Linked DNA regions of Homo sapiens: region 1 is linked to region 2. A link is a contact called in ENCODE Hi-C data. All regions are on one chromosome and are shown on one strand. Each heading gives the region's core, a stretch centred on a gene start or an enhancer-like site at or near the end of the contact. The rest is flanking DNA. Distances are from core to core; before and after follow the strand shown.

Region 1 (6,732 bases), core at 1,386-3,885, 1.1 Mb before region 2:
CCAATTTACCAGACAAAAAATGGAAGCAAGGAAGCATGCCACCAAATCCCCACCAGCAAGCCACCAATTGAGTCTCAGTTGCACATGGACAGATGGACAGCTGGCGCCCGGGAGGCGGGGCTCAGCACTCAGGTGGCACGTCCCCCAACTGCACTGTAAGAGGGTTCTCCAGAGACACAGAGCCAACAGGACACAGAGACAGACACAAGAGAAGGGCTTTATTGGGGAAACTGACTCACGCGATTACAGAGACTGTCCCACAACAGGCCGTCTGCAAGTTGGAGCCCTGGAAGCCTGGCAGTGTGACACAGTCCAAGTCTGAAGGCCTCAGAGCCAGGGGTCCGATGGTGTAATTCTCAGTTCGAGGGGCTGCTGGGACAAGTCCTGGAGACCAAAGGCCGGCGAGCTTGGAGTGCTGCTGTTGAGGAGAGGAGAGGAAGAGTGTATCCCAGCTCCTGCAGGCAGATGGACACATTCGCCTTTTCTCTGTTTTTGTCCTCTCCAGGCCCCCAGGCTCTTAGATACTGCCCCTGACTCTGAGGATGGATCTTCAGCACCTGGTCCACTCAGACTCCCAAGCTCATCTCCTCTGGAAACACCCTCAACAGGCACACCCAAAACCAAAAATGATGCTTTCCCAGGTTTCTAGGAATTCCTGAATCCAGTCAGTTGATGCCTGAAACTACCTACCAGGAGCACTCACAGCAAAGTCTGGCCTCTTGCCCAGGCAGGGTGGTTCACGCCTCTAATCCCAGCACTTCGGGAGGCGGAGGCAGGTCCGGAGTTCAAGACCAGAATGGCCAACATGGCAAAACCCCACCTCTAATAAAATACAAAAACTAGCCGGGTGTGGTGGTGTGCGCCTGTAATCCCAGCTACTCAGGAGGCTGTGGCACAAGAATCGCTTGAAACTGGGAGGCAGAGGTTGCAGTGACCTGAGACCGCACCACTGCACTCCAGCCTGGGTAACGGGGTGAGACAGTGTCTCAAAATAAATAAATGAATGAATAAATAAATAAATAAACATAAGCCAGGCACTGTTGCTCATGCCTGTAATCCCAGCACTTTGTGAGGCCAAGATGGGCAGATCACCACAGGTCAGGAGTTCGAGACCAGCCTGGCCAACATGGTGAAACCCCATCTCTACTAAAGCCAGATGTGGTGGCGTGCACCTGTAATCCCAGCTACTCCGGAGGCTGGGACAGGAGATTTTCTTGAACCCAGGAGATGGAGGTTGCAGTGAACTGAGATCGCGCCACTGCATTCCAGCCTGGGTGCCAGAGCAAGACTCCGTTTCAAAAAATAATAATAATTAATTAAAAAAAAAATCTGGCCTCTGGGAATCAGAAACGAGGCATGCAACAGTGACAGTAAAGATGATGATCATCACAGCTGTGCTCATTTTCATTGTTTATTTCTAGTGACATTAATAAGTACTACTACTATTTTCAACTAGGTATCAGAAAGAAAGGTATCTGACATTTCCGAGCACCGAGACTTCTTGAACTTCAGTTTCCTCATCTGTAAACTCATGACAGTGAAATCTACTTGCAAAGTTGTGGGGAACGGGGCCAATATCCCTCAAGTCTTCCACCGCTAGATGATGGGAATACGGCTGCAGGTTGACCAGCACTATATTTGTAAGCTCAGTCTCAACAGGGTGGTGAATTAGGTCTTTTTACACAGATTCTAGAGATGATGAAACCGAAGCTTCAAAAAGTTACAGAACGGAGATTGGAACTTGGGTCTGTCTGGCTTTGGAAGGCTGAAGACAAACCGCAGTAAAGAACTTTGCACCCCCAACACCGGCGCTTACTATGGGCTCATGGCAGGCCGGCCCACCAGCCACAACTAGGGAACAGCCAAGCGCGTTTAAAAGCCAAAGGTAGAACTTCTGCAGCTGCACAGTTTCTGAGTTTCCATTTAACAAGAACCTTGGCCTGGTGCAAGCAGAGGCCTGAGCTCCCCAGGCTGCCAGCCCCGCAGAGGCAGGCCCGCCTGGAAGGAGGCTCCACAGCCCAATTCCTCCATTGCCCAAACGAGATCAGGGTGGCCCTTGCCATCCCCGAGGGGAAACCGGGCCCACACGCCCCCTTCCTGAGAGCGGACCGGCGCGAGCCACCAGGATGCCAAGAGCCCCTGCAGCCCCGACTTCTCCACCAGGCGCCAGCTCAGGCCCCTTCCTCGGCGCGCCGGCACCCTAGCCCGGGGACCCACACGGTAGGCAGCGGGACCCCGGGGCTGGGACCACGAGCACGCGCCCCTCGGCCGCCCGCCCTGGCACAAGGGACGGCTGCGGAGACCCAGGCGAGGGGCCCGCTGTCCCCAGCACAGCCCAAAGGGGGAGTGGGGACAGGGGAGTGGGGAGAGGAGGGGAGAGCACAGAGAGGAGAGCGCGCCCATGGGAGACGGGGCGGGCGCGGGGTCCTGAGGCACGGGGTCTGGGTCGTTGTGCCCCACCCTGGCGAGCACACCCGGTCCGGGCCCTCGGCCCCTCCCTTGCCATTCCCGGGACCCCCGGGACCCCGGGACCCCGCCGCCCGCGCGAGCCGGGCCGCTTACCTCAGCCGCTCGCAGCCAGCTTGCCGCCGCCGCTCGGATCTCCCTCCGCTCCGCCGGCGCCCATTTATCGCGACACTTGCGCCTGCGCTCTCGCGAGACCTGCGTGGCAATCGGGCCGTAAAGAACCGAGTCTGCGCACCGGCTGATCCTGGGGACTCCGCGTCCGCACCCGGAGCCGCCACCCCTGGGAGACTCCGCACGGAAAGGACTCGGAACCGAAGGCTGAGCCAAGGCGCAGTCGGGGGCCCCCCGGCTTTGCGCAGGACGCGCTTCCACTAAGGCTTTCGCCTCGCGCCGTAATGTGTGGAATAGCCGCGCCCACGGCAGCCTCCTCGGACAAACTTGCACCGTTGACTCTTCCCAAAATTTTGCTACTCAGTATCAGCTTGAATCAATCCGTTATTTTGCTTTTTTCTGGGCCCACTAGAAATGCAATTTATGCTACTAGGCTACCTTCCCAGTGCTCTGCAAGCCAGGGCACAGCATCCAATGGGGTGAGGTCAGGCCCCACCATTATTATGGTAACCTTTGTCTATCCTTCAAATTGGAGCCTTCCTGAGAAGAGTGTGCCTTACTCGTTTCCATATTCTCTTCCTCTCCTCCTCCCGTCTCTGCCCAGCCCCTGGCTTCCCTCTAAGAAGATGCTGTTCCTAAGGGTCTGCAATGAATTTTCCTTCTTTCAGAGAAAGACTTCCAAGTTGTGTGCCCCGGGAATGAAATGGAATAAGAGAACGAGGTGGAGTAGGGCAAGAGTCCCTGGACTTAACAACCTGACTGCAACCAGAAATAAAATGAAAAGTCAAAACATCTGGCGGCCGGGCGCGGTGGCTCACGCCTGTAATCCCAGCACTTTGGGAGGCCGAGGCAGGCGGATCACGAGGTCAGGAGATCGAGACCATCCTGGCTAACACGGTGAAACCCCGTCTCTACTGAAAATACAAAAAAAAAAAAAAAAAATAGCCGGGCGTGGTGATGGGCGCCTGTAGTCCCAGCTACTCGGGAGGCTGAGGCCGAATGGCGTGAACCCGGGAAGTGGAGCTTACAGTGAGCCAAGATCACTTCACTGCACTCCAGCCTGGGTGACAGAGTGAGATTCTGTTTCTCAAAGAAAAAAAAAAATCAAAACATCTGACCCGCAGTTTCCTTCGGGGAGCTGGACAGAGCCCCAGATTCCTGATGGAGATTCCTGGGTTTCCAGACTTCCCCCACTGGTCCTTGGAATTTAATCATAGTCAACAAACTCTTCTTGAGGGATGAGTACACCTCCAGGAAATGGCTTTGAGGAAGCCAGTTTAAAAAAAACAAAACTTCAAAGCATGAAAGTACCTTAAAATAATGCAATCTCTATTATTTTATTAAATATAAAGCTGCGTCAAGTTCCTAGATGAGTAAAAGAAAATAAACACACCACATCACTGCTTGCTTTGGCAATTACATTTATGTTCTTGGGAGCCCAGACACTGATATAAATTTCCAGCAAAAACCAAAGCAGACCCACTGCCTGGATAAATTCAGACCATACGTCTTCCCTAATTGTTCCGGGAACTTTTGCTGCTTGAAGAATGCGTGAATTGCTATATTGTTCACCAGAAAGACAGAAGTTAATCCCCAGATGGAAATTTCAGATTTTTCTTTTGGTTTGCTTTTTGGTTTTTCATTTTTGTAGACATGGGGGGTGTTGCTATGTTGCCCAGGTTGGTCTTGAACTCCTGACTTCAAGCAATCCCCCAGCCTCAGCCTTCTAAAGCCCTGGGTTTACAGGCATGAGTGGCCTCACCCAGCCCCCAGATTTTCTACTTTAAACAGCCACACTAAGAACTGGAAATCTGTGCGTGGTGCTCTCAGAGCAGGGGTGGAAAGCCTGTTTGTGTGTGACAGTTTAACAGTCTATAAGATGAAGTCCCGTCAAGGCACACATGGGCACACCCATCCCTGCCTCGGCGGATTCCTTCTGATCCTTCCCACAGTCTGTTTTTCTCCATCCTTCCATCCTCACCTCTTTCTCTTGATAACTTTCTCTTCCCAAATCACAATATAGCGGACTTTTTCATTTTCCATGGCCCCTGAACTTAGTTTTGTCATCTCTTTTTGGTTAAAAAGAGAGAGAGAGAAAGAGAGAGAGAGACTCCCCACTTGTCCTGCTCCATCTCCAAAATCAGCTCAAATCTCCCAGGAACTCTTCAGGAGCTCAGGCTACGTTTCTAGCTTAAAAGGAGCTAATGACCATTATGAAAATGGCACAAGAAATCCTCACTGCTTCACAGTGCCCTTCCTTCCGTGGTACTGTGTGGCCAAGAAGTACACTTCTGATGACTCTTTCCTGCTGGCTTCAGGTTTGATGATCCTTACATTCTGGAATTCCTCTGTCAGTCTCCTCTGTAACCGACGGCTTTGACTTCCAGCCCAGGTTTTACAAAGGAATGTCCCCCCAGGTTGCAGGATGTCTGGGGTCACGCTGAGAAGGGTCAGGCACAGGCTGATGAGCCTGTCATGATCGAGGTCCCGGAACCCTGTGGCATTGGGCGCCATGTCGCTCAGAATCACATCTGCTCTCCTGCCAGGAAGCACCTCGAGGATTCTCTGTGAGGTTCTCGGGTCAGTCACGTCAGCAGGGCACAGAAAAGTTGCTCCTTCCAGGGGGAATATGTGAAGAAGATCTACCCCAAGCACGAAGCCAACAGGAGAGCTGGGATCTATGGAAGAAATGGTGAATGTGTTATTTATTTACACCCTGAATCTTTTTACAAAAATACAGTACATGCAACAAAGTGATGAAATAAAAATAAAATGTCAAGACCAAGGCAAAGAGCTAATGTGCAAATAGGTAAACACAGGCCTTCTCTATCTATACATCCTATAAAGACACATGGTGGAGATGGCGGGCCTTAACATCTGAGAAGCTGAGGCCCAGACAGGAAGTGACTGTCCTAGAGTCATCCTCAGCCATGGGCAGACCTGTGCCAGGCATCAGGACTTCTGATTCCAAATCTGGTATCATTTCACTACCCAAGGCTCACTCTCTGTGAAAGGGTTCTTATCTCTGAGTGCTCTTTTTGATAAACTAAAATAGAAAATAGGCCAGTCCCAGTGGCTCACACCTATAATCCCAGCACTTTGGGAGGCTGACACGGGTGGATCACCTGAGGTCAGGACTTCGAGACCAGCCTGGCCAACATGGGGAAACCCCATCTCTACTAAAAATACAAAAATTAGGCAGGCGTGGTGGCACGTGCCTGTAATCCCAGCTACTCGGGAGGCTAAGATAGGAGAATCGCTTGAACCCGGGAAGCGGAGGTTGCAGTGAGCCAAGATCGCACCACTGCACTCCAGCCTTGGCGACAGAGCGAGACTCGATCTCAAAAGAAAAAGAAAAAGAAAAAGAAAATAATAAACTAGTACATAAAGTGCCTCTGGATTAAATCAAGAAATCCATTCTCCAGCTTAATCCAATTGCTTTCAATGTAGAAACTACTGGAAACAAGTCAAGAGATGAGGAAAATGAACAGATATAAAATAACGTACAAAAACTGATATCGGCTAGGTGTGGTGGCTTACACCTAAAATCCCAGCACTTTGGGAGGCTGAAGCAAGAGGATTACTTGAGCCCAGGAGTTCTAGTCCAGCCTGGGCAACATAGCAAGATCCTGTCTCTACAAAAAAATATAAAAATTAGCTGTAGTCTCAGCTACTCAGGAGACCCAGCTAAAATGAGGCGTGAGGCGTCCCATTTTCCTGGGGTGAAGACTGAGGGGTTTCGCCTTTGAAAAATGAGGTAATCTTCAAAATACCTGGACTTCCAATGTTTACACTAGGAATGAAACACGGTCCCTTTCTCTCCCCCTACCGTTGGAACAGCCTTTCTGTTAAGCAGACTGAACAAGAAAATCTGTGACTGTACCCTTAGCTTATCAACTCTGACAATTTCTCAACAGAACTACGGCCCTCCTCAGTGGAGGGGACTGTTGGGGAGATGGGGGCGTTGGGCTTGTGAAGAGGGGGCTTTGAATGTAGGTACAGAGTGAGAAGAGGGGGAGGCAGATGCTGAGATCAGTTATAGGCAACAAGTCTTGTTTTACGTAAGGTGACACAAAGGCATCTTTTTAGTTTTAGCAAACTGGTGTTACTCAAATATCAGCAAGTTATCTTTGTGTGTCTTTGTGTGTGTGTGTG
Region 2 (6,974 bases), core at 3,754-6,253:
TGGGAGGCTGAGGCAGGTGGATCACTTAAGGTCAGGATTCAAGACCAGCCTGGCCAACATGGCAAAACCCCGTCTCTGCTAAAAATACAAAAATTAGCCGGGCATGGTGGCATGAGCCTGTAATCCCAGCTACTTAGGAGGCTGAGGCAGGTGAATCGCTTGAACCTGGGAGGCAGAGGAGGTTGCAGTGAGCCGAGATCACACCACTGCCCTCCAGCCTGGGTGACAGGTGAGACTCTGTCTCAGAAAAAAAAAAAATCAATTTCTTGGTGCATCTCTTCATTTATTTTCTCTTTATATCTCTCTGCCTGTTACTATTCTTTGGTCTTTTGTTTTTTGAGATGGAGTCTCGCTCTGTGGCCTGGCTGGAGTGCAGTGGCACAATCATGGCTCACTGCAACCTCCCAGGCTCCAGTGATCTTCCCACCTTAGCCTCGAGGGTACCTGGGACTACACACACATGATAATTTATTTATTTATATATTTTTTTGAGAGATGAGGGTCTCACTATGTTGCCCAGACTGGTCTCAAACTCCTAGGCTCAAGTGATCCTCCCTCCTTGGCCTCCCAAAGTGCTGGGACTACAGGCCTGAGCCATCACACCCAGCCTCTGCTCATTTTTCTATAGGGCTTGTTCATCTATTTTTCTTATTGACTCATAAAAGCTGTAAGTCTTATTGACTAACATAGATAGTAACATTTTCTCCAGTTTGTTAGTTTTTTTTCACAGTGCCATACAGATGCTTTTGGTTTTGAATTGGTATACAGTTCAAGCTACTGATGTTCTAGAAAGTTGCAAATTGTCCTTTTAAAATAAAAATATTTCTATCATTTAAAAAAGGTTCTCTTTTATGTGATGGCCCATAAGAAAAAGGAGGAGAAAGGACAGAATGAAGCAAAAGAGGAATGAGGGCTCTATTATATTCCTCAGACTCAACGGGATTGATGAGTGATTTTCGAACTTTCATTTACACAGGAATCACTTGGAGATCTTTGAAAATGCAGAGTATGAGTCAGCAGGTCCGGGACTGGGCTTGAGATTTTGCATGTCTAACAAGCTCCCAGGTGAGGTAGATGGCCCACGGGCCATACCTGGAGCAGCAGGCTTTAAATCACAACAAGGGAAAGCACTGCTGGTTTCATGGATCATCCTAACGACGTGAAAATTATCATCTGTTTTGAAAACTCTTCCTTCTCTCTTTTTAATTAAGCAGGGAAAATTCTAACTTCTTATTCTGGAAAGTAGGAGATGGCCAGGGCTCATTGGGGGAAGGAGAAGAAGAAGGAGAAGGAGAGGAACAGGAAGAGGAAGAGGAAGAAGACAAATAAGTGGAAGAGGAGGAGGAAGAGGAAGAAGAAGAGGAAGAGGAAGAAGATGAATAAGTGGAAGAAGAGGAGGAGGAAGAGGAAGAGGAAGAAGAAGAGGAAGAGGAAGAAGACGAATAAGTGGAAGAAGAGGAGGAGGAGGAAGAGGAAGAAGGAGGAGGAGGAGAAGAAGAAGAAGGGGAAATAATAATAATCAGTTTTCATGGAGTAACATCCCTCCACCTCATGGCCTTTAGCGTATATGGTTACAATTTTTAATGGCAAGTATGCAGGTATAAAATGCTCACTTCTTGAGGCCCTCTTGTAGGGCTGGGCAAAATGAAGTTGAGAGATTCACTGGCCTTAAGGGCAGAAATATTCCAGCCCCCTCCTGGCTGTCTCCCCTCCCCAGCATTATAAAGGGGTTTCTCTGTATTATTGTTTGAGAAAGAATAGCTGTAGTCTAAACACAGGCCCCAAAATGGTAACCTAATAGGTCCTGTGAAAAGCAACATGGTCGGGGCGAGGAAAAACAAGTCTCAGAACAGGACTCAGGAGAGCTGGATGCTTGTTCTGGCTTTAGCACGGTTGCTTCGCATGTATTAAACTTTCTAGGCTTGGCTTCTCCAACTGTAGAATGGAGATTAGAGTAGAACCTTATTTCTCAAGGCTGATATTGGGATAGGAAGAAAAAAAAATTTCTTGGAGAGGTTTCCAGACCTTCTGTAGTAACAGTGAGGTCACTGATCTGTCTTTTTTTTTTTTTTTTTTTTTTTTTTTTTTGAGACAGAGACTCACTGGGTCACCCAGGCTGGAGTGCAGTGGCACGATCTCGGCTCACTGCAACCTCTACCTCCTGGATTCAAGCGATTCTCCTGCCTCAGCCTCCTTAGTAGCTGGGATTACAGGCGCCCGTCACCACGCCCAGCTAATTAATTATTTATTTATTTATTTATTTATTTTTTAACTATAGATGGGGTTTCATCATGTTGGCCAGGCTGGTCTCATACTCCTGACCTCAAGTGATCCACCCACCTTGGCCTCCCAAAGTGCTGGGATTAAAGGCGTGAGCCACTGCACTTGGCCTGGTCACTGATCTCTTATAACCTGGTGTATACTAACTTGGCTTTCCAATTTCCAAGCAAGTTTCCACAAAGCTTTCTGCTACCTGCAAAATAAGTCATGGCAAAAGAGGCTCTGGGTAATTTTGACGTGTCCTAAAGTCAAGAAGTTGCTTGAGTTATGTTCGTGCCTATGTGGACTGGAGCGGTATATGGGCACAGGTTTCTACGTGAAAGTGGTGGATATAGATCGATACTGGAGAGGAAAAGGTTAAATGTGCAGCAAACTCAAATGGCGGGGAGAGCAAGGGTAGTTTGGGACAAGGATTGCCACGTTAGTAGAGGGAAAGGAAAACCAGCATTTACTGAGTGTGAATTATCTCACTCTGTCTACTACCCTGGAGATGGGAATTATTCCTAACTTTTTACAGGAACTTGGAGTCAGCGATTTGCCCAAATTTCACAACTACAAAGGGCGGAGCTGAGTGAGACCTCAAAGCCCCATGACTCCACTCTTGGATCACCAGCCTCTATCTCCCAGCAAAGCAGAGGTGGTTGGGGTGAAGAGGAAGGGAGGTGAGCTCCCGACCTTGGGCAAAACACTTCACTTCCTTTATTTATTTATTTATTTATTTATTTATTTATTTATTTATTTATTTATTGAGACAGAGTCTCACTCAGTCGCCCAGGCTGGAGTGCAGTAGCAAGGTATCGGCTCACTGCAACCTCCACCTCCCAGGTTCAAGCAATTCTCCTGCCTCAGCCTCCCGAGTAGCTTGGACTACAAGCGCACGCCACTACGCCTGGCTAATCATCTTCTTCTTCTGTCTTTCTTCTTCATTTTCTTCTTTCTTTTTTCTTTTCTTTTTTTTTTTTTTAACTGCAGACGAGGTTTCACCATGTTGGCCAGGCTGGTCTTGAACTGACCTCAAGTGATCCGCCCGCCTCGGCCTCCCAAAGTGCTGGGATTACAGGTGTGAGCTACCGCGCCCGGCCCACTTCTTTATGCCTCAGTTTCTCCATCTGTACCAGGGCCAGCACCTCTCACACAGCAGGTAGTGAAGCTGCTGCTGCTGCTGCCCTGGGCTGGCCTACAGTGAGTGCTCACTGCACAGGAGGTATTGCTTCCCCCCGCCCAGCAGGTTCTCATTATAATCTTGCAAGTTTGAAGAAACCCAGCCTTGCTACCAACAGAAGATAAAAACAGACATGCCTCTCTGCCTCCAGTCTCATCCCCATGTCCTTGGGGAGCTGTCCTCTTCCGGCTCGTCCCATCTATGCGCCCTCACTATATCCTCAGAACAGGGCACTCCGTGGCTCCTTTAACTTTTTTGCCCCTCCTAGCATGGTGTGGAAAGGGGGCAGATGGGAGGCCTCTTTCTGAAACCACCTCCTGTTCGGCGGCTGTACTTGGACCTCAGTTTCCCTGTTTTGTTCACGTGGTCATTGTTAAGTCTTAGGGGACGTGTACAGAGGCTAATATTGAGCCACCAATCAGTTATTTGACAAATACCATAGGCGCTCTGTGAGCAGGAGCTGGCTCCTATCCCAGACCCCAGCCCTGTGACCTGCTCTCCACTCGCCCGGGGTCTTTCTTGGCTGGGACAATAAACCTACTGCATCAGGTGATTCCTGGGGAGTCAGCCCCGTGCTGGGCTCACACCCAGCCCCTCTGCGTTCATCTCTTACATGATCTCATGCGACCATCATCACACGTCCCCAGGCTCCTCCCGGGCCAACTCCAGAGGCAGTGCGTGTCACCTCCAGCTCTCCTCCCACAAAAATGCTGGCCTTTCAGCCTCCAGTGCGCTTAGTTCACCCCATAAACTCTGCTAATGCTTACCACATGCTGAGCGTCGGCGCCCGTCCCCACCCCCAGCCCCACAGGCTCCCGGGTCCCGCCCTGGGAGACCCTCCCACTGGCCGACCCTGCCCCAAGACTCGCCCACTCCACGGTGGGAAACCTGCAATGTGTCCCTCCCTACCCCGCCCTCCTCCAGCGCCGGCCAAAAGTGACCTTGGACGCTTCTACAATGCCATATCCACTCCTCTGAACAGGAGGCGAGTTTGCACCCAGTGGTGCCTTTGGTTGCTAGAAATTAAAAACCCGATTGCGCGTGTTTGCAATTACGGTAACTTGGCGCGTCACCCCCAAGCACTGAGCTAGCTGGTGGTAGCCGGGCGCCTCTCGGGGCGCGCCCTATTCCGCCCTCGGCCCTGGGCTGCCGCACGATCTGCGCGTCCTGCTGCACCTGAGCCCTTCCCACTCGGGCGCCCGCACCGCTGCGGGGCCGGGCGAGGATGCACCACCCCCGCCCGCGAGCCCGCCACGGGAGCGCGTGCCGAATCGACGCCGCCTGCAGTCCCCACTACGGGTCCCTAGGGGGCGCAGCCGGCGCGGGAAGCCGCCCGAGCCAGGCGCCGCGGCCGGCACAAAATTGCAGGCGGGCGGGCGCCGCGACTTTGAAAACAAGCGAGGGCCTGGGGGGCGGGCCCTGGGAGCGGGCGCCGCCTCCCTCGGCCAATCAACGGCGGGCGGCGGGCGGCGGGCGCGGGCGGCGCGTGCGGCCGGGCTGTGAATGGGGAGCGGCGGCCGCGGCAGCTGAGGGCGAGCGCGACCGCGACGTGCGGGCGGGCGCACTTTCTTCTCAGCGCCGGGCGGGGGCGGCGGCGGCGGCGGCTCCTCCGCGCCCGGCGGACCCCTCGGAGCTAGCGCGGCGGGCTCGGGACTGCGTGAGCGCCGGACGCGAATTTCCCCCGTTGACAACTTCTTCTCGCCCGGCTCGTCCCCGGCCCGCGCCGCGCCCCTCACGCGGGGACCCAGGACGCCGCCCCTCAGCGCTGGGCGGCCGCTCACCTCGGGCCGGGGGGCGCCGCGCCTCCCGCGGAGTGGCCGCGCCCGCTCGGAGCCGTCCCGCCTGTCCTGCCCGCCCGTCCGTCCGGCGCGGCGCTCGGGGTGGCGGCTGCTCGGCATGGCCCGGGGCGCCCGGCCCTCGGCGGCCGGTGGCGGCGGCGGCGGCGCGGAGCCCCCTGAGCGCGCGGGCCCCGGGCGGCCGCGGGGATCCCCGCCCGGCCGCGCCCGCCCCTCGCTGGCGCCGCGCCCCGGCCCGGAGCCCTCGCGACCCCGGGCGGCGCCCGAGACCTCCGGCGGGGACACGGCGGGCGCGGGGCGGTGCGGCGGGCGGCGGGCGGCAAAGTTGGGGCCGGGCCGCCGCGGCTGGTGGGCGCTGCTGGCGCTGCAGCTGCACTTGCTCCGGGCGCTGGCGCAAGGTAGGTGCGCGCGGGGTCGCGGGCCGGGGGCGTCGCCTCGGGGCGCGGAGGCGCGAACTTGAGCAGCGAGAGTGTGTCCGGGGTCCCCCCGCTTCCCGGCCCGGGTCGGGATGCGCCTTGCTGGGGGCTCTAGGGAGCCCAGGGGCTCCTCCACGCCAGACTCGGAGGAGAGGGAAACGGAGCCCCGTAGAGCCTGCACCCCGTCTGCTACTTTGCGTTTTATTTTTTTTATACCGCAGTAGCACAAACAAAAATTTTTAAGTTGAGGACCCATTTCTCAGCTCCTTAAAAGGATGCCCGAGTCCCCTTCCCATTGCATGGATGAAAAAGGGGCTGGTCTGTACCTGAGTCTTCGCACCGCAGGGTCTGGTTTCCGGTGAGTGACATCCAGAAGACTTGGAAATATCAAGTGCCAGTCGCTGTGAAAAGCCTTTTCCAGCCCCTCCCCAGGGCCTCGTCCTCTCCCCAGCCCCCGCCTGCTCCTGACTCCCCCAAGTCCCAAAGCCCGACCCCAAGTGGGTGCTGCGCGGCCGGTGGAGCAAAACTTTCAGTGCCCACAGCTTTTGCACTTGGCTTTGTTTTTCTCCCTCTATTGGCTTCTGTTTAGAATACAGTGGTGAGCTCTGAAATAGGGAAAGAGGATCTGCTGAATGGAAATGACCTTTTGAAACGAGAGATGGGATCTCTTGTGAAACGAGCTTTCCTTCCCAAATCTGGGCTTCCCTCCACCCCCTCCCCGCCCCCGACAAAACCCGTAACGTACCCCTGCCAGCTAGCATCGTTTTCTTTTGAAGTTTGCTGGTCTTTAAACCAAAACACCCCCCTCAACCCAGAAATAACTATTTTAATACGTCCTTTGGTAACGTCTTTAAAACACATTAGTGAACTGGTTTTGCTGATGGTAGTTTTAGGAAAATTAACTTAGTTGTATTCCAAGATACAGCTAACGAACAATCATGGTAAGGAACTCGATATTCTGAGATTGGCGAAGATGAGAGCATTAAACTTAAATTAGCTGTGTTCTGTGTCCTGTGAAGATGATTTATGTGTAGTAACATGACTTAAATGTTGTAACATTTTAAAGGTCTGAGCTCAAAACTATCATCCAATAGCTTAACAACGAACTCATACTTTTTTTTATTGATGCTTATGTAACGTTATCTAAATTGTGCCCCTCCACCCCCCTCCAGCTTTCATAAATGCTCCCTCTTATGTTTTACTACATGAAAACAAATTGCCATATTTCTGGTTAATTTAACTCCTCCATTACTTGGAAAATTTTCATTTCACTTATTTGTGCTTTTTGCTTAATGACTTACTCTGGAAGAAAAGCATTTA

The links. Hi-C counts contacts between places; a loop is a spot of excess contacts on that map. Pooled maps may share reads with other maps.
Region 1: a loop to region 2 is called in a map of CD4-positive, alpha-beta T cell, with 10 times the contacts of the local background. The contact joins the promoter of MAD1L1 here to the promoter of SDK1 in region 2. A Hi-C loop is called at or near these places in 2 of 168 maps with a recorded cell type or tissue (CD4-positive, alpha-beta T cell and CD8-positive, alpha-beta T cell) and 4 of 50 pooled maps.

What each region holds. Positions count from the first base shown.
Region 1 is chr7:2,230,310-2,237,041 of GRCh38, forward strand. It overlaps MAD1L1 (mitotic arrest deficient 1 like 1), which reads right to left and starts at 2,636. Exons shown (of 19, transcript NM_001013836.2): 1 at 2,563-2,636; 2 at 240-418. MRM2 (mitochondrial rRNA methyltransferase 2) reads right to left here. Exons shown (of 3, transcript NM_013393.3): 3 at 3,886-5,255. The coding sequence ends at 4,813. RefSeq lists silencers at 2,135-2,554, 2,532-2,910 and enhancers at 2,545-2,839, 2,625-2,754, 3,489-4,021, 6,506-6,732.
Region 2 is chr7:3,296,249-3,303,222 of GRCh38, forward strand. It overlaps SDK1 (sidekick cell adhesion molecule 1), which reads left to right and starts at 5,004. Exons shown (of 45, transcript NM_152744.4): 1 at 5,004-5,636. The coding sequence starts at 5,339. SDK1-AS1 (SDK1 antisense RNA 1) reads right to left here. Exons shown (of 3, transcript XR_001744897.3): 1 at 5,981-6,974. RefSeq lists enhancers at 3,571-4,083, 4,084-4,595, 5,305-5,805 and a silencer at 4,481-5,030.